2 separate regions of the Homo sapiens genome follow, and region 2 is linked to region 1. The links are chromatin loops, found by intact Hi-C in ENCODE. Cell type or tissue: HCT116. All regions are shown on one strand. Each heading gives the region's core, and the rest is flanking DNA. Links, peaks and the distances in the headings are about the cores only. Region 1 has its middle 64 kb from the start of FAM171A1. Region 2 overlaps LOC124902383 (a long non-coding RNA gene).

What was found. Hi-C counts contacts between places; a loop is a spot of excess contacts. Peaks named below come from ENCODE experiments on the same cell type or tissue, not always from the same donor. Only the 100,000 strongest peaks of a DNase experiment are listed, where the experiment ranks them.
Region 2: it touches region 1 in a loop (6-fold over the local background); 15 of 110 quality-filtered maps call a loop at or near these places.

What each region holds. Positions count from the first base shown.
Region 1 is chr10:15,430,375-15,440,574 of GRCh38, reverse strand. No RefSeq gene overlaps it. Among named protein-coding and RNA genes, the nearest start is that of FAM171A1, 64 kb to the right of the region's middle. RefSeq lists an enhancer at 6,171-6,465. In HCT116, for the core only: CTCF peaks have their summits at 6,121 and 6,321 (motif pointing left); a DNase peak (open chromatin) is centred at 6,314; H3K4me3 peaks cover 626 bases.
Region 2 is chr10:15,740,291-15,750,490 of GRCh38, reverse strand. All of the region lies in intron 1 of LOC124902383 (a long non-coding RNA gene), which reads right to left. Among named protein-coding and RNA genes, the nearest start is that of ITGA8, 25 kb to the right of the region's middle. In HCT116, for the core only: a CTCF peak has its summit at 6,044 (motif pointing right); a DNase peak (open chromatin) is centred at 6,050.

The DNA.
Region 1 (10,200 bases), core at 1,373-9,372:
GCTCTGATATTGGTCACCCAACTCTACTGCGGTGGAAGATGCCTCTCTCTAACTCCCCGGTCTCTCTATGATTCAAGAAGTGGGGCTGTGGTCCCATCCTGGGGAGAAATTGCACACAAGTGCACGCTGCTAAGGAAGAGGAAAGCACTCCTCAGTTGTACAGATAAATTGTTCACATGGCTTGTTCTCCGCCTCATTCCAGAGCCTCTGTTCAAAGGTCACCTCTTCCTAGAAGCCTTCCCTGACTGCTTGTCTGAAATTCACACACACACATACACACACAAACACACACTACTTATTCCCTAACCCTGCCTGGCTTTTCTTCAAGCACTTTTCATTAGCTAAAATTGCATGGACCATCTGTTTACTTGGATATTATCTTCCTTCCCGGGATATGACAGATATTCTATATAATATAACTGAAATTCCAGGATAGCAGGGCCTTGACCTTCCGCTGCTGTAACCCTAGCTCCTAGAACGTTGTCTGCCAATAAGAGGGCCGCTCAAGAAATTTTTTTTCAATTAATTAATTGAAAACATTGAAGAGCGAATGAAAGCGTTGTTGATTACCTCGCAGCCCCACCTCTGCCAGGGTTGCTTTAGCCCTGGAAGCATAGATCCTCTTCCTTCTCATCTCTTTCTCTCTTTTTTTCTTTTTCTCCTACCTCTGCTTCTACAAGCTCAATCGTGCAAAAAAAGGAAACAAAACAGTGCTTGGAGCTCTTCCTCACCCTCTGTTTCTGAGTCTACGCTGGCTGGCTGAGACTTGCTTCTTACTGTGTACGGGAGGAGAGCAGGGTGTGGATTCTGTCATGACCTGGTTCCCGCTGATATCCTGCCTGTCACCGTGAAACTGACTAAACACTTCCCAGATTTCCGTCCTGTGAAAAAGTGAGCTGCGTCATTCCCCAGCACGACGTGGGCCCGCGAACTCTTTCCTTTGGAGTTGTGTCCAGAGGGTTGTTGGGAGTCTGTCTAAAGATAAGTGGGGAGATTTGGAGAGCACACAAAATGAGTGTAAACCCCAAGGGATAGGAATTCCTCTGCCATCAGTGAGAAAAAAAACAAACCGGTGTGGGCTTTGCCTGCATTTCCCGTGGTGAAGGGAAGGGGAGCTCTCTCTCCCAGCTTGCCCTGCTGCTGGCCTCAAAGTCAGCTCTCTGTCAACTGTCTCCTCTGATCCTTCATCCCAAACAAAATCACAGAAGGCAGTGCAGGGTAAGAGAGGTTGGCCAGCTGGACTTTGGCCATAAAATGAAATCCAGGGCAAAGTTCTAAAATAAGGGAGGTCTGCTTTTGAAATTGTCATTGTTTTTCTCATTCTGGACTCCCCTACCACAAATTTTGCTCAACTAAAATGGAAAAACAGCAAGGCATCATCTTCATGTAAATATTGGAACACAAGGATGCTACCTAGAAGAAAAGAATACCCATGGAAGAAACCAACTTTGAGAGGCTTTTGTGTGTGTGTATGAGACAGGGTCTTGCTGTGTCACCCAGGCTAGAGTGCAGTGGTGCGATCATAGCTCACTGCACCCCCAAACTCCTGAGTTCATGCGATCCTCCCATCTCAGCCTCCTGCCTAGCTGATAGGCACATACCACCATGCCTGGCTAATTTTTAAATTCTTTTTATGGAGATCAGCTCTCGCTATTTTGCCCAGGTTGGTCTCAAATTCCTGGGCTCAAGTGATCCTCCTGCCTCAGCCTCCTGAGTATCTGGGACTGCAGGTGCACACCACCATACCTGGCTAATTTTTAAATTTCCTTCATAGAGATGGGGTCTTGCTAGTTTGCCCAAGCTGGTCTTGAACTCCTGGCTTCAAGTGATCCTCCCACTGTGGCCTCCCAAAGTGCTGGGATTACAGGTGTGAGCCTCCATGCCCAGCTGAAGTATTCTTCAAGAATACTCAACATGTGAGACATGTGAGCATTCAGAAGACATGGTAAATATTCAGTACCAAGTCTGAATAATAATAATTGTCATTAATATTATTTTAGAGACAGGGTTTTGTTCTATCACCCAGGCTTCAGTGCAGTCAGAATCATAGCTAACTGCAGCCTCAAACTCCTGGGCTCAGGTGATCCTCCTGCCTCAGCCTCCATGGTAGCTAGAACTACAGGTGCACACCACCATGTCCAGATGACTTTATTATTTTTATGTTGTAGAGACAGGGGTCTCTGTGTTGCCCAGGCAGGTCTCAAACTCCTGGGCTCAAGTGATCCTCCCACCTCAGCCCAAGTCTGAATGATAATAATTATTATTATTATTATTTTTCTTTTTTTGGATGGAGTCTCACTCTGTTTCCAGGCTGGAGTGCAGTGGCATCATCTCGGCTCACTGCAACCTCTGCTTCCTGAGGTCAAGTGATTCTCCTGCCTCAGCCTCCCGAGTAGCTGGGATGACAGGCACGCACCACCACGCCCAGCCAATTTTTGCATTTTTAGTAGAGACGGGGTTTTACCATGTTGGCCAAGATGGTCTCGATCTCTTGACCTCCTGATCCTCCTGCCTCGGCCTCCCAAAGTGCTGGGATTACAGGCGTGAGCAACCATATCCAGCCTGAATAATTATTAATAACACATATCTTTACCAGGTTTATGTGAATCACTGAACAGTTTATGTCAGTAAATTTTTAATTAGTATAAATTGTTATTTCTGTTTGGAATGTTTTAGGCAAAAGTTAACTAAATTGTTTGTCATTATATAATTATAATTATATATTACATATAATTATATAAATTATATATTACATATAATTATATAAATTATATAATATAAATTATTTTATATCACTCCAAATTCTTATTGTATACTTGGAGAAAATAGTTTACTCTTTATCTACATTTCAAAAATTTTTCGCAGCCCTTCAAGATCTCTGGACATGTTGCCTCACAATTTTCTTTGTCTTCATCCACAAAATTCCCTTTTTCTCCATAATAAACTTTTCATCACCAACAATAATATTTACTGAACAGTGTACTAAACACTTTCATCTTGGACCATAACTGTTCAGATTAACATGCTGTAGGAGCTTCAGATGGCCATAAAAATCCTCTTCTCCGTTAGGTTCTTTGGTTTTTGTCTCCAAATATTTCCTTCCCATTCATTTTATCACACGCCTTTGAACACTGGATTTTTCTCTAGATCTTCGACGTGTCTCCAGTCTGGACTCCTTTTTCCATTTCAACAGCTTTTTAAATAATGCAATTGAGACCACATTAAGAAATGTTTACATTGTCAACACCCTTTAAGAATGTATATCCTTAAAATGGAGTAAATATGAAGAGACCATACTCATTCAAATCCAAAATATAAAAGCCTCCTCACATTACATCTTTGAAGTATCAACATGCCATGAAAATTTTTTGTCTTGAGATCTTTCCCAACTGGGACTTATTTAGATCTAGCAATAACTTTCACCTTTTCTTCTAAACTCAAAGGAGTCTAGGGCAGAATTTCCACATCTAGACAAAACAGAATAATCATTTTTGTTCTCTCCCAGATCTTTTTCACCCTGAATAGCACTTGCCAGCAAGATGTGAAAAGGAAAAGTTTGCAAGCTCGGACCAACCATTCTGAGGGCTTTGATCTGTCTTTGATTTTGCAGCAATTGGTGCGAATGGTAGACATCTGATTCACCTGCCTTACTCATTCCTGACGCGCACCCTATACCAGCTGCTCTCCACTGACTTTGGTAAGTGCTCTGATGAGTTTTGTTTACCCAGACTTGAGAAGGAGATGTATAAATACAAATGACTGCATAACCACATTTTAGATAAGACATCCTTAAAACGCTCATCAGTAATGTTTTAGAAACTCTTATGGCTGTAGACCAATCTTTTGGAAACAAAATTGTTTCAAGCTTTGGGAAGGCATTTAAAATAAAGAAAAAGAAAAACTAAGCAAGATGAAATAGACAAATTAAAGCAAGAGATATTTTGCCTGCCCTTTTTATTTTTTAATTTGAGATGGAGTCTTACTCTGTTGCCCAGGCTGGAGTGCAGTGGTGAGATCTCGGCTCACTGCAACCTCCACCCCCTGGGTTTAAGTGATCCTCCCAAGCAGCTGTGCGTACACGTGTGTGCCACAACGCCGAGATAATTTTTGTATTTTTAGTAGAGACAAGGTTTCGCCATGTTGGCCAGACTGGTCTCGAACTCCTGACCTCAGGTGATCCACCTACCTCGGCCTCCCAAAGTGCTGGGATTATAGGCGTGCCACTGCACCCAGCCTCGCTTGCCATTTTTAAAACAACTTTTATTCTACCCCCTTTGTACTGTTTGGACTTCTGTTTACCATGTGCGTGTGTTGCCAGGTAAAAAAGAACTATGCCTTTTGGTTTTGTTTTTTTTTTTTTTTTTTTTTTTTTTTTTTTGTGTGTGTGTGTGTGTGTGTGTGTGTGTGTTTGAGACGGAGTCTCGCTTGGCCGCCCAGGTTGGAGTGCAATGGCATGATCTCTGCTCACTGCAACCTCCACCTCCCAGGTTCAAGCGATTCTCCCGCCTCAGCCTCCTGAGTAGCTGGGTGCCATCATGCCCCGCTAATTTTTGTATTTTTGTAGAGATGGAGTTTCACCGTGTTGGTCAGGCTGGTCTCGAACTTCTGACCTCGTGATCCACCCGCCTTGGCCTCCCAAAGTGCTGGGATTACAGGTGTGAGCCACCATGCCCAGCCCCAGAACTATGCCTTTTAAAGCCAAACCATATATCTTAATTTTCTTGCTCAAAGTAAAACAGAGCACATGTTACAAAAATGGAGAAGGAGAGGCTGCTAGTGGTGAAACCAAGTCCAGCACTGCCTTGTTGGTGAACGTTAAAGATTTCGCTGGAAACCTTGTTTGGGATACTTTGTCCTCCTGCCCCCAGCCCCAGCCTCTCCCAGGCACACCCCAACCTTCCCAGTCTCTAGCCCAGATCTCCTTCCTGCTCTCAGCTGTCAACTAATCTCTGCTAAGGTGGTCCATTTTTATTTATGTTTATATTTTATTAATTATATATTTTTATTTTTTATTCTTTTTTTTAAAGACAAAGTCTTGCTCTGTTGCTCAGGCTGGGATGCAGTGGCAAGATCTTAGCTCACTGCAGCCTTGATCTCCTGAGCTCAAGTGATCCTCCCACTTCAGCCTCCTGAGTAGCTGGGACTACAGGTATGCACCACCATGCTCAGCTAATTTTTAAGTTTTTATTAGAGATGGGGGTCTCACTATTTTGCTCAGGCTGGTCTCAAACTCCTGGCATCAAGTGATCCTCTCACCTTGGCCTCCCAAGGTGCTGGCATCACAGGTGTGAACCACCACATTTGGCCTAATTTTTAAAATCTATAAATGTATGTTTAAAGCAATGGTTAACCCTCGAGCCCTCTTTAAATGGATATAACAAGGGGAAGCCCCGGTTGATGCAAGGATTCAAACCCCTCCTTAGCTTCCTCTGGTGTGAATCGGAGGCTGGCAGAGAGGGCGAGTCAACGCATACATATTTGACAAAATGCAACAGTGTCAGTATATAGAGTTCCTCAGCTATGACTGGTTAATCACTGAGGCCACAGCGTGCTATGTGTCTGGCATCCTGCTAGGAATTGAGGCTACCAAAAACAATATCTGCTGCCAGGTCTCCATCCTAGAGGAGTTCCTATGCCAGTGTGGAAGATGGGCACATAAATCAATCATGACAGTTCCATGGGGTAAGTGGCTAAGACAGAGACGTGTCCAAATGTCCCTGAATCCCAGAGAGACGCTGTCCTTGAAGGATCTTAAACAGGAAAGATATGTGGTCAAAATACCACTCCTGGCAGCACCCTGGAAGATTAGAATCCAGGAGACCAGAGTGAATGCTCTGAGGACAGCCCGGACCAGAGCACATGGTGCAAGAAAGTGAGGGAGGGGCGCTGGGAGCAGGCAGAACTAGGTCAGTCCCCCATGGGATAAGTTATCTCCATGAAGTATGCAGTGTGTGTGTGTGTGTGTGTGTGTGTGTGTGTGTGTGTGTGAGAGAGAGAGAGACAGAGAGAGAGAGAGAGATGAGGAGTGAAAGCGATGTATGGAGGAGAGAAGGATGGGGGAGAGAGACAGGGAAAGAGGGAGAAATAGGTAGAGAGAGAAAGCGTGCGCGATAGAAAGGGAAATGGAGGAAGAGAAAGAAGAGAAAGAGACGCAGAGAGGGAGGGAAGAAAGGAGGGAAATGGAGAGAGAGAAGAGAGAGAGAGAGAGAGAAAGAGAAGGGGGGGAAGGAAGGAAATGGAGAGAAAAAGAAGAGAGACGGAGAGAAAGAAAGACGGGGGAGGGAGAGGGAGAAAGAGAAAGAGAGAAAATACTGCCCTCTGGTGGCTGACGGACAAAACTGAAGAATTATTAATAGTATTGTATGTGTTAAGTTGCTCATCTCCATTCTAAAAGGTGATCCCGCTGATAATGTCAGTCTTAAAGCATATAATTGAAAAACCTGGGGGAAAAATTGTTTTAACACATTCTTATATCTGAAGTCTGTGTGCTGATCAGCGGTGATAAACACACCACAGCCTTTACTCCTTATCTCCTCACATCTTCCAGCTGTGTGAAATATAGATTGCTTGCCTGCTAGTGAACTGTCTGTATTCAAGGATGGTTTCATAATTTCTATCAATGAAACCCTTCAATAATTTAGCTAACATAACTTTGGAAAGCTCAACAATGAGTCATAAAGAAAGTTAATATTGCCATCCATCCTGCAAAATACTTTCTTTATATGTTTGTGTATATGCTTATTGGTCTCAAAGTTAAAAACAATTTTAATAAATGTTATCCCATTATTTGCTATTAAATATTTAGATTCTGTTTTTTAAAAATATTTCACTGAACTGAATTTAAACAAGAAGAGCCTGGCTTGGTGCATGCCTGTATTCCCAGCTACTCGGGAGGCTGAGGCAGGAGGATCACTTGAGTCCAGGAGTTGGAGGCTGTGGTGAACTATGATTGCACCACTGGACTCTGGCCTGGGAGACAGAGGAAGGCCCTGTCTCTAAAAAATTAAAACAGATAAATAAAGATAATTGAAAATGATTATTTTTTTAAAAAACGATACCAAGCAACCACTCAAATAATGCTCACCAGCCCCCAAAACTGTATTTGCATGTGTGAAAATGCCCAGCTTTGTAAAGGGAGTCTGTAGTCTGTGTGTGTTAATATTCCCCAGAAACCAACCCAAGGCTTAGGAAAGAATAGAGAAATTTCCCCCTATTCTATGTATATTTGTAGCCATCATTTGAAATGTCTTAGGCACCTAAACCAAGCATGAAAAGCACAGTTTCATTCCAGCTTTATGAACTTTACGTCACATTAAACCAGAAGGCTCCCTTTTCTCCTTTATGTTTCTTCCATTTCTCAAATCAATTGTCAATTCTCAATCCAGAATTTAAGGGAGAAATTTAAAGAAAAAAGGGAGATAGATAAATTTAAAGAAAAAAATGAGATAAACTTCAACAATATTACAGACTTCAATTTTTTTTGTAACAAATTGTTCGCTGAGACTGAATTTTAACCAAGAATGGAGTGAGAAAATACTATATAACTTCTTTCTGGGTTTGAGTTTTGTTTCTTGTTTTTTTGAGCAACTAGCTTTCACTGTATTTATTCTGCCTTCTCTTAACCCAGCCAAATAGCCTGGAAACTTGGAAGGATGTCTGGTTTATTTTTTATTAATTAAAGAGAACGATAAAAGATAATACAAAAGATAATTTTTCAGTTTCCTGGACTCCAATCCCGTATATACTGGATGGAATCAAAGGTAAAATTAGATTACCATTGGAGAAGGAGCAGGATCCAGAGTGCACGGGAAGTTGGCTTTGGCTTAGAAATTATTATTTTGATGCTGTAAATGTTTCAATCTGACAACTCCCCCCACTTCCCAAGATTGTCATCAAATGTAGGAAAAGAAAGAAGTGAAAAATTACCTAGAACATGTATATGTATAACTGGGAATGTTGCCTCTCATTGTTTGAAAACATGACCTTTGTCCTTGCAGGGAATTCCAAATTCCTTGCCTGGAAACACGTTCTGAAAGGAGGTACAAGAGCACTTTGCAAACTATGGGATCAAAAAAAAACTGAACATAAATCTGATCGAACTCTGACACCAGTTTTCAGAACACACAGAGAGAGAGGAGCATGTTCCACACCATGTACTCACTAAGATCCATGCTGTGAGAACCTCTGCAGCAGCGGTCCCCAACCTTTTTGGCACCAGAGACCAGTTTCATGGAAGATAATTTTTCCACAGACCGGTGGGCGGTTGGAGCGGGGCTGGGAGGAATGGTTTTGGGACGAGTCAAGTGCATTACATTTATTGTGCCCTTTATTTCTATTATTACACTGTAATGTATAATAATTTTTTTTTTCTTTTTTTGAGACGGAGTCTCGCTCTGTCGCCCAGGCTGGAGGGCAGTGGTGTCATCTCGGTTCACTGCAACCTCCGCCTTCTGGTTCAAGCAATTCTCCTGCCTCAGCCTCCCGAGTAGCTGGGATTACAGGCCCGCACCAGAACGCCAGGCTAATTTTTGTATTTTTAGTAGAGATGGGGTTTCACTATATTGGCCAGGCTGGTCTTGAACTCCTGACCTCAGGTGATGGTGAAATAATTATAAAACTCACCATAATGTAGAATCAATGGGAGCCCTGAGCTTGTTTTCCTACAACTAGATGGTCCCATTTTGGGGTGACGGGAGACAGTGACAGATCATCAAGCATTAGATTCTCATAAGGAGCACGCAACGTAGATGCATCACACACACAGTTGACAACAGGGTTCCCGCTCCTATTAGATCTAATGCCACACTGATCTGACAGGAGGCAGAGTTCAGGCAGTAATGTGAGCAATGGGGAGCAGCTGTAAATACAGAGGAGGCTTTGCTCACTCCCCCGCCACTCACCTCCTGCTGTGCCAGCCCAGTTCTTAACAGGCCATGGACTAGTACCAGTCTGTGGCCTGGGGTTTGGGACCTCCGCTCTATAGAACAAACAATCCTGTTTTTATTTTTCAATAAATAAATACCAACCAAAAAAAAAGAGAGATGGGGAGGGAACCCACCAATTGAAATATATTGAAGAAACATATCAACAATTGTGATTTATGGATCTTATTTTGGATGTGAGTCAAGCCAACCATAAAATGTTATGAGACAGTTGTGAAATTTGAACCGTGGCTGGTTATTTTATTTCAACAAGGAAAGATTGATGATTATTTTTTCAGTGTAATCATGGTGTTTTGGTTATGTTTAAAATAAGGAGTCCTCGCTGGGTGCAGTAGCTCATGCCTATAATCCCACCACTTTTGGGAGGGTGAGGGAGGATCATTTGAGCTCAGGAGTTTCAGACCAACCTGAGCAACGTAGTGAGACCCTATCTCTACAAAAATTTTAAAAATTAGCTGGGTATGGTGGCACGTGCCTATAGCCCCAACTACTCAGGAGGCTGAAGTGGGAGGATCGCTGGAGCCTGAGAGGTTGAGGTTGCAGTGAGGTGTGATCACACCACTGCACAGCAGCCTGGGTGACAGAGTGAAACCTTGTCTCAAAAAATAAAAATAAAAAATGAAGAGTTCTTATCTTTCAGAGTGTTATCCTGGAACTGAAATTTGCTTCAAATAACCTGCAGGAGTGTGATCGGTATATATGATTCAAGACTGGCTGTGAATTAGTAACTATTAAAATCGAATGACAGGACCTTAAAGGTTCATTAATCTCCCTATTTTTGTATATATTCAAAATTTTCAATATCAAAGTGTTTAAAAGCAGGGGTTTGGGGAGGATGATGAACACCTGGAGCTCTCAAACACCACAGGTAGGAGTAGGAGTAGAGGTTGTTGCCACTACTTCAAAGAGCTATTTGGCATTTTGAAGTAGAATATGTGAATGCGTAATGCTGCCATTCCACTTCTAAGTCTTATTTATTTATTACTTATGTATTTACTGAAACAGAGTCTCACTGTGTCAGCCAGACTGGAGTGCAGTGGCACGATCTTGACTCACTGCAAACTCCACCTCCTGAGTTCAAGCAATTCTCCTGCTTCAGCCTCTCGAGTAGCTGGGATTACAGGTGTGCACCACCACCCCTGGCTAATTTTTGTATTTTTAGCAGAGAAGGGGTTTTACCATGTTGGCCAGGCTGATCTCAAACTCCTGACCTCAAGTGATCCACCTTCCTGGACCTCCCAAATTGTTGGAAGTACAG
Region 2 (10,200 bases), core at 1,219-9,218, 310 kb before region 1:
GTTGCCCAGGCTGGAGTACAGTAGCACAATCACAGCCCACGGCAGTATGGGGCTTAGGTGATCCTCCTGCCTCAGCCTCCTGAGTAGCTGGGGCCACAGGCAGGCACCACCGTGCTCTGCTAATTTTAGTATTTTTTGTAGAGATGGGATTTTGCCATGTTGCTCAGGCTGCTCTCAAACTCCTGGGCTCAAGCACTTTACCTGCCTCATCCTCCAAAAGTACTGGGATTAGTGGCATGAGCCACCTCACCAGACCAAAATCCCATCTTTTGAATCTAGCACAGCGTTCATTTACCTGTTATTGCCTTGACCTCCTCTAGAGAACTGTCTTTGCTTCTCACTGTTGGCCTCATTATGGAGGCCACATCAAATATCTGTGATCACATTACTGCTATATAAAGTCCTCCTTTCTGTCTTTGCTGGAGACAAAGTGTTTCTTTTCAGCAACTGCAGCAAACCAAAAACAAATTGAGCTTTGGGCTTTATTGCTTTCCAAAACAAAACAAAACAAAACAAAACAAGGGGGAGCACAGTGGCTCACGCCTGTAATCCCAGCACTTTGGGAGGCCAAGGCAGGCAGAACACTTGAGGTCAGGAGTTTGAGACCAGCCCGGCCAACATGGTGAAACCTTGTCTCTACTAAAAATATAAAAGTTAGCAGGGCATGGTGGTGCACGCCTATAATCCCAGCTACTCGGGAGGCTAAAGCAGGTGAATTGCTTGAACCCGGGAGGCGGAGGTTGAGGTGAGCTGGGATGGCACCTCTGCACTCCAGCCTGGGCGACAGAATGAGACTCTGTCTCAAAAAAAAGAAAAGGAAAAAAAAAAAAGCCAAGCCACACACCAGAAAAGCCTCCTCTTCTATTGCCAAAAACGCATCTCCCAAGGTGTCCCTTTTTCTCACTCACTCACTCAGCCTTCAGTCCCCTCCAAATGCAAATGAAAAATAATGCCACTAGGTAGAATATTTTTTAAGATTTCATGCAAAACTTACTTTACACCCACTGTTATCATTTTTATAGAGCTGCCTGATATGGAAAAATCACCTAAAGAAGATACAATCTTCTGATAATAGCACTGCAGGAGAAAGTAAGTCACACAAGTCCCTGAAGATACATACAGGCTGGCAGCAAGCAGAGTTCTCCATGAAATGGTGGTAGAAAGTATGAAGGAAAATAAGCAGTCACATGGATCGATCAGTCCATAAAACCTGTACCCACAGGGACGGGCTGGGGCTCAGGCCAAAGTCAAGAAACCAAGACGGAGCAACGCACGAGTCCGCGAGCATAGCAGTTGATCTCTTGTCAAAAAGACTTACAAACTCAGCTCATTAACTCAGAGCCAGCTTCCAACTTTTCAGAGTTTCTGAGTGTTGGCAGTGGTGGCAAGGTTCTTTTGAAGGTTAGCCAGGCATGGTGGCTCATGCCTGAAAGTCTAGCACTATTGGGAGGTCAAATCAGGAGGATCACTTGAGCCCATGAGTTTGAGACCAGCCTGGGCCATATAGCAGGACCCCATCTCTACTAAAAAAAAAAAAAAAAAATTAGCGGGGCATGGTGTTGCATCATTGTAGTCCCAGCTACTCGGAGGCTAAGGTGGGAGGATTGCTTGAGCCCAGGAGGTTGAGGCTGTAGTGAGCCATGAACATACCACTGCACTCAAGCCTGGGTGACAGAGTGAGACCTTATCTCAAAAAAATAAAAGATCCTTTTGAGGTTCCAGGTACTTAACCTTTCCTCTCTCATTCCTTTCATTCTCAGGTATTTCCTTTCTGTTACATTATGTCGCCATAAGACCCAGCTGCCCCATTGAGTTCCTCACCAACTTTCCTGCCCTCTACCTCCTCCTACGTCCTCTCACACCTGCTACCCTGTCTTCAGAAATGATTACTGGCTCTGCAGTGATTACATTATATTTATTGTATGTATATTTATTGTATGTATATTTATTGTTTTGATCACATTGAATTGATTATGGGTTGTAGAGATATTTCTTATGTACTCTTTACCCTCATCATCAAACAACCTTAGTCTCTAATTACAAACAGCAGCAGCAACTCTCCTTCTCTTCATCCTCCTGTTAACCACGCCTCCTCCAGGCCTGCCACATAGCCCAAGTGAGTGGATGATGAGAATACTTCGAACTGTTTCATTCCCGGCCACAGGGAGTGTCACAGCAGCATAGAGGAAAATCCATTTTCAATTCAGACTGCAAGCAAGCAGCAGCTGCACCCACCAGAGCTGTGTGAAACAACTGCACACAATATGTTCACTGGGCAAAGAGATCCTTCTTGGCCACAGAGAATAAAGCTTGCAAAGAGAACCCAAGCAGAAGTTCATACAGGTAGAGAAAGACAGAAAGAGGCAACGTTCATTTGAAGAGAATATAGCCAGCATTTTGTATAACGTTCATTTGAAGAGAATATAGCCAGCATTTTGCATAACGTTCATTTGAAGAGAATATAGCCAGCATTTTGCATAACACATTGGGAAAAAAATCTTTTCCTAAAAATCAACAGGTAAAGATTCATGACTTATAGGCTGTGGTAAAAGCAATTACATCAGAAAAGACCAGTTCCTTTCTGTGCTTAGTCCTGTGGACTTTGATGGGGGTAAATAAAAGATGTCACAGCACAGCTGGTGCAGAACAAACCCCAGGGCCTGGAAAAAGATTACACGCAAGAGTCTGAGCCCACTCTGGTGAATGCCCTCACAGGTTAACGAATGAGGAAGAACTGAACATGATTACAGCCATCCAGCAGATGCCCCTTATTGCTTTGAGGGGGAGATCTGGAAAAATCTATAGGAAATTGCGTATGGTTCTCATTTGGGATATGAACTCAGTCATTCTCAAGAAATCCTTCCACTGCATTTGTCAGATGCTCTCTCTGATATCCTTTAGCTGTGACCCCACTCAAGTCTCATCTTGAATCGTAGCTCCCATAATTCCCACACGGGAGGGACCCGCTGGGAGATAATGGAACCATAGGGGCAGTTTTCCCCATATTGTTCTCATGGTAGTAAACAAGTCTCATGAGATCTGATGGTTTTATAAGGGGAAACCCCTTTCACTCGGTTCTCATTCCCTCTCTTGCTTTCTGCCATGTAAGATGTGTGTTTTGCCTTCTGCCATGATTGTGAGACCTCCTAGCCATGTGGAACTGTAAGTCCATTAAACCTCTTTTTCTCTAAATTACCCAGTCTCAGGTATGTCTTTATCAGCAGTGTGAAAACAGACTAATACACTCCCCCTCCTGTGAGGCTGAGCAGTCCCTCCCTGTCACTGACTCCCTCTAGAAGCCTCTGATACCCAACCAGCACATCTTACCTAAAATCACAGAAACCCCTGAACCCATCACATTTACCTCTATCTTTGTGTAGAGAAGGCACTAGTGATATGTGTTTGCCTATTTCATAGCATCTATATGTATTGATATTTATTTGATCCCCTATTTGAAGTAAAAGATTACACCAGATACTACGAAGAAACAAAGTTTAGGTAGCACATTGTTGCCATCAGAGAGCTAACAATCTGGTCAGATGAAAGAAGATGAAAAATCGTAAGTTAAAATGATGCAGCAATTAAGAAAGACCTCAGGACTGGTGGTCACAGCTTGGGGAATTGGAGGGAAGACTCCCACGGGGATTAAGTGTTCTTCTGCATTTCCTTCCCTACATTCAGGAAGGGGTATTAATTTTTCTTACTGAGTCCTTGGGGCTAGCCCCCCAACCTACTCAAAAAATTGGAGTATGGGTACTAGGCCTGAGCCATGATGTTCTACTCCAGGAGGCTGGAAAGGATGTTAAGGGAAAAAGTCACTTGACCACTGGAGACCCAGGAAGCAGCATCTTTAAATCAGAACCCAGTAGGACGGCCGATCAGGAATGCAATCCCAGGCTAGGATTGCGGGGAGAGAGAGAAAATACAGATGCGAGGGAGGCCACCAGCTGGAAGCCAAGGAAACCACGGTTAAGTGAAAAGATTTGAACCAGGGGGTGGGCACAGAGACTGGGAACATTCTCCAAGTCAAAGAATATGGCTGCAGTGAGTAGCTTTTATTAAAGATAATTGCACCCTTGGGTTTTAGTAGGATGAATTATACAAGGGGCTCACTGAATTTAGACACCACCTTCCACCAACAGGAGAGGGATTTTGCTTCCCCCAGGCTTATGCAGAGCAGGCCCTAATGTGCCCCAGGACATTTCTGAGGTGGGAGAAGGGTTTCTTCGCCTAGCTGTTTGACCCAGTGGCTGATTTTAATGCCACTATGTTCCCAGAACCTCTTCAAACATGTACATAAGGGTTCAAGGTAGAGAAGGGAGTCTGGAGTCTTGGATGAGCATGAGTAGAATGCTTGGGGTGTAAAGACCTGGAATATAGCATCTGTTGTTTCCTTGGAGAGTCAGAAGTTTTGGTCTTCCAGCAGCTGGCTTGGGCAAAATGTGTGTTGTATCTGGAATCAAGCCCAGACTCACAAATCTCCCCCCAGTCTCCCAGGGCCCAGCACTAGTTACTGAATTCCTTATATGTATATGACGACAGCTTAATATTGACCAGCTGTTGGGGTAACAGTGGTGCCAGAGGTGGTGGAGGACCAGTAGAAGTGGAAGAGTAATGGATTCCAAAGGGAGTGTTCTGGCCAGTGAACTATGGTGTGTCATCACAACTGAATTCTGTTGGGAATACATAGAGCATTTGTCTTTTTTTTAGTAAGAGGTGCTATTCTGGAGTTACCATTTGAGTATGAATTGATCCATTCCATATGGCTAATGGTCTATACACAACAGGCAGTGAACATGTGGAACAAGACTTGGAAGGTCTAGAACAGTCGGCTGTTTGTTCTGACAACGAATCACTGGAGTTAAGACTACAGACAATTGATCTCATCCTAAGTCTACAGAATCAGAATATTCAGGTGTCAAATTATGGCACATGTACATTTTTAAAACTCAAGTGATTCTGAGGCACAGCCAAGGATGTAAGTAAGCCTTCACTGTAGAACAATGCTTTCCAAAATTGAGAGGCAAAATGATGGCTGATTTCTGATATTATGTGGTCCATGAAGCTGAAGCCAAGTCATCTGTGGAAGTGTTTTAGGCTTAGGACATCTGTGGAGGCAGAAGGCCAACTTCATAGACATGGTGGCAGTTGTGAAACAGAGATTAATGGGAGATAAATGTACCCTCGCCATAGGACTAGTGGGCAATGACTTCCACTTCTGTTCAAGATCATTTCACTTTAGGAGGTACAACAGGAGAGAAGGAAAAATGTTAGTCTGTATTCAGGTTATTTCACAAAGAATATTATTTGGATTATTAATATTTCTGTTGGAAGAGAATTGAGTCACAGTGAATATGTTTAAGCTTAGATATTGATAATATTTTAAAATATATAATCAATCATAGATAACCTTGTTCTGGTCACCTTGACCTAGCCAGATACACCCTGTATTCCTAAGTATTTAATTCACTAAGTTAAATGAGGTGGGATCAATAGGATTTGGATCACTACTCTTCTGACTGGATTTTAATAAACAGGCCACTGGCTCATAAAGACTTTCTAACTGAACAAGAAGAGATGCCAGTGAAAGTGAGGTTCTGCTCTGATCGCAATGGGAGTGGAGGGACAGGAGGAGGCGAAGTGGACACCATGAGAAAACTGAGCCCTTTGAAATAGTACCCACTGCAGGGAACATGTTGATGAAGAGACTCAACTTCTTTAGCAGATTTCCCTATAGGGAAAGCAAGGAAAAACTGATATTCCAGCAGCAATCAAGCCAAGCACAAGGGGATTGTTAACATCACGTGCCAGCCACCTACATCCCACCCATGAAAGTATCTTCCTAGGGAGCTTGGGTGGAAGACTGGATCGTAGATAGTCCATTGTTGTCTCCACTTCCTTCTTTTACTACAATTTCCAGTAAGGAGATCACATTTCACTTCAAAGTTCCCAGTGTTGACTGCTCAATTTGATAGAGAAGAAGATGATCCAGGGGTCCAAATTCCTCTGACTAGTCAGTCAGTCCACGGACACGTCCACTAGATGGCAGCATGCTGAAATGTCATGACAGATACAAGGCCACCAAAAGCCTCTTTGGATCACATTTAATGTTTTAAATAGGCCCAGTGGTCAGCGGGTGCAGTGCCATGACGCAGGCCAAGTACCTGGGCTGTGGCCTCCTTGGTTGATACCTAGGGCCACTCTCTCTCCCTGTCATGGTTTAGATGTTTGTACCCTCCAAATCACATGGTGAAATATTATTCCCCTTGTTGGAGGTGGGGCCTGCTGGGAGGTGATTGGACCATGGGGGTGAATCCCTCATGAATGGCTTGGCACCATCCCCTCTTAGTGGTAAGTGAGTTCTTGCCCAATTCACCTGAGATCTGTTTGTTTAGAAGAGTCTGAGGCTCTCTCCTTCTCTTTCTCTTGCTTCCGTTCTCACCATGTGATGTACCTGCTCCCTGTCACCTTCCACCATGATTGGAAGGTTCCTGAGGCCCTCACCAGAAGCAGATGCCAACACCTTGCCTCCTGTACACCCTGAAGAACCATGACCCAAATAAACCTCCCTTATCAATTACCCAGCCTCAGGTATTTCTTTATAACAATGTAACAATTGCCTAACACACTCCCCATCCTCTCCTCTGCACTCTCCACTTCCCATGACTGCCTTCTTATTTCAAGGCAGGGTCGCCACACCTAAGCAATCTATCTGCTATCCAGAGCTACAACATCACAAAGTTTTGGGACCAAAGGACTCCCTGTGAGGGTATCTTGGTGGCCCAGACATCTGTTGACCAAACAATCAGTCTTGGCACTGAGTGGGTGCCCTCGTCAGCCCAGAATACCACTCCAAGCACTGGAGAGTAACCAACAGGCACTGGGACTCAGCAACAGGTGTGTCATCCTTCATCTGGGCTCCAGAGGGATGGCTAAAAGAACTGAGTGCAGATGGGCCCCCAATCTATAGGAGCACTACTCTGGCCAGAATGGTATTCATTCCTTGTGTTGGTAAGAACTGGAAAGACCAATAGTGTCATTTGTAGAAAGCCTTTGTCATCTCCAGGGTATGTTAGTCTAGGGGCCTGAATGAGAATAGAGGAACATGTGTCAGATCTCAAAGCATTGGAGCAAAGTAGAGATTGTATAGGGTGAAGGGAAGTATGGAATCTCACATGGTTAAAACCTCATTCTGATGGGATGTTTGCCTTTAAGTGCTTTGAATCCTGTATCCCATGTTTTTGAAGGAGAAAGCTTGCTTCCTTTGTTTTCACAGAAATTGAATGCAGATATTTCTGGAAAAAGCCTTAGCAATATGATGAATCATATCCACCTTTATGAGTTTCACAGGAGTACACATGAGTGGGAGACAGCCCCTCTTGAAGAATTTGGCAAAAAAGATATTGTTGTGACTCAATGCGGTGTGGTTAAGGTTACAGCTGTCTATTGAAAAGTGATCCCACACAGTCAGTGAAATCAGCAGCAACCGCAGACAGGTCATTGTCCGGCAACTGAGGGAGCCACTTGAAGGGACCTCACCACATCCCAGGGGCTTTGAAATCAGGAGCTCAAGTTTGGTTCTGCTGAGCAAACCAAACCAGCTATTTATAGTACTTATCTGACTTGAAGGAAATTAGACCAGGCATAAAAGAAATGAGGCAGGTAGTGATGGAATAGATCCCCCATCTGCTGTCTCCACAGTACATCACGGCACAGTGATGTACTGTACACCCGGAAATTCTTCAGGGCACGGGATCTGTCCTGGGCTCTGCTGTGTCCTCAGTGCCTGGCACCTAACAACCTGTGCTCAGTAAGCATTTGTTGACTGACTGATGGATTAAATAAAGTCCAAAGCAATCTTCCTCAAAGTATTGATGCATAACCCATTACTGGGTATATACCCAAAGGAACAGAAATCATTCCATTATAAAAACACATGCATGCATATGTTCATTGCAGTGCTATTCACAATAGCAAAGACGTGGAATCCACCTAAATACCCGTCAATGACAGACTGGATAAAGAAAATGTGGCACTTCGGATAGACATTATGGAATACTATGTAGCCATAAAAAGCAATGAGATCATGTCTTTTGCAGAGCTGTTATCCTTAGCAAACTAAAGCAGGAACAGAGAAACAAATACATGTTCTCACTAATAAGTGGGAGCTAAATGATGAGAACACGTGGACACAGAGGGGAACACATGCTGGGGCCTGTTGGAGGATGGGAGGGAGAGGATAAAAAAAAACTAACAGGTACTAGGCTTAATGCCTCGGTGGTGAAATAATATGTATGACAAATCCCCATGACACAAGGTTACCTATGTAACGAACATGCACCTGTACCCCTGAACTAAATATAAAAGTTAAAAATTTTAAAAATACAGTAAAAAAATGAAAAAAAAAGGATTACTGCATCCTCAAGTGGTTGGAAAGGATTGGGGCTTTTTTGGAGTGGTGGGGGAAATTGGAATATTCTCAGGATGACTGACTTTTAAAAATGAATTTATTTGTAAAATGGTCACCAACTGTGTAGTTTTGTTCTTCTTCTGTAACACAAGACTGAGAAACAGCTTATTTAGCACCCATGCAAACGCCAGGGACATCACGGGATAAATACAGCAGAATGAGTGGCACCCAAACTATTCATTTTCAACAGCCCTTTTCCTTCCTTGCTAAGTGACAGAAGGTCCTGGGAGATCCTGCCAGACTGTTTAACCTGCCTGGATTTTAACTCCTGGAGGGTAGAGACTGTGCGTCTCATTCCCAGCACCCAGCATATTGCCTGACACCAACCACAGCATGTTCAGGGGATCCTTGTTGAATGCTCATGCTCTTGGTCTTTCTCGCCAAGCAAAGACATTGGAGCGTGGGGGAATTTAAGGAGGCCTTTGACAAGGCAGAGCTGGTTAACTGAGCAAAGATTACAACAGAATATCAGAAAAAAAAAATCAGAGGAGAATTTAGAGGAGTAGCAGAGGATATTGACAAAGGGAAAAACACCTGACGAGAGTCAGTAAGATAATGATTATGTGGAGGCAGGAAGAAGACAAAAAGCAAGCAAGAGAACCAGACCCACAGTAAGCACTTATGCTACCTGACTATGGAATAGATTATGGCAGATATAAAAAAAAATGGAGGCCAAGACAGTAGGTCTTTAGGGAAATTCAAAGAACAAGGAAGGTAGAGCTCCCAGTCTCAAAGAGCTCACACACCATACTTTTTCATTAACAACACTTGGACATAGTCTCATAGCAAGAAACAATCATTTAATAATCACGGCCGGGCATAGTGGCTCATGCCTGTAATCCCAGCACTTTGGGAGGCCAAGGCAGGTAGATCATTTGAGGTCAGGAGTTCAAGACCAGCCTGGCCAACATGACAAAACTCTGTCTCTATTAAAAATCAAAAAATTAGCTGGGCGTGGTGGTGCGCACCTGTTATCCCAGCTACTCAGGAGGCTGAGGTAGGAGAATGGCTCGAACCTGGGAGGCAGAGGTGGTGGTGAGCCAAGATCGTGCCACTGCACTCCAGCCTGGGTGAGAGAGTAAGACTCTGTCTCAAATAATAATAATAATAATAATAATAATAATAATAATAATAATCAGGAATTATTATCAGCTCTGATAACTTACATGTTCATATACCTTTTAATACCTATAATATGATTATGTATTTATAACCACATTCCCCTTAATAAACTGCAAGATCATGCAATTGAAACCTCACAAGTATCATATTTAAATTTTGCTTTTGTCATCTTAAAACAAATTGAGACATTAGTACTTTCAAATGAGTATGTCCCAAAATCATCATTATGGATGCTGCTGAAAAATCTCTGGCTCTTCTGAAAAACCATCCATCACTCTCTAACTATAAATGCACCTATACTCTCAGTCTTTGTAGAACAGTGAATCTTGGCTTTTCTGGGGATATCAACATTTTGAAGAGCTAATCAAAAGGTAGGTACTCTCTCTCAAGAAAAAAATGTTTATATAATTGATTTCATTCTAAATGTGTTTTGCTGACATACTCAAATTATACAGAAGTGTACTTATGATTTTCATAAAAAAAATTAAGGTGTACTTCGTAAAATAGAAATTGAATTTAGGGGCTGGGCGCGGTGGCTGATGCCTGTAATCCCAGTACTTTGGGACGCCAAGGCGGGCAGATCACCTGAGGTCAGGAGTTCAAGACCA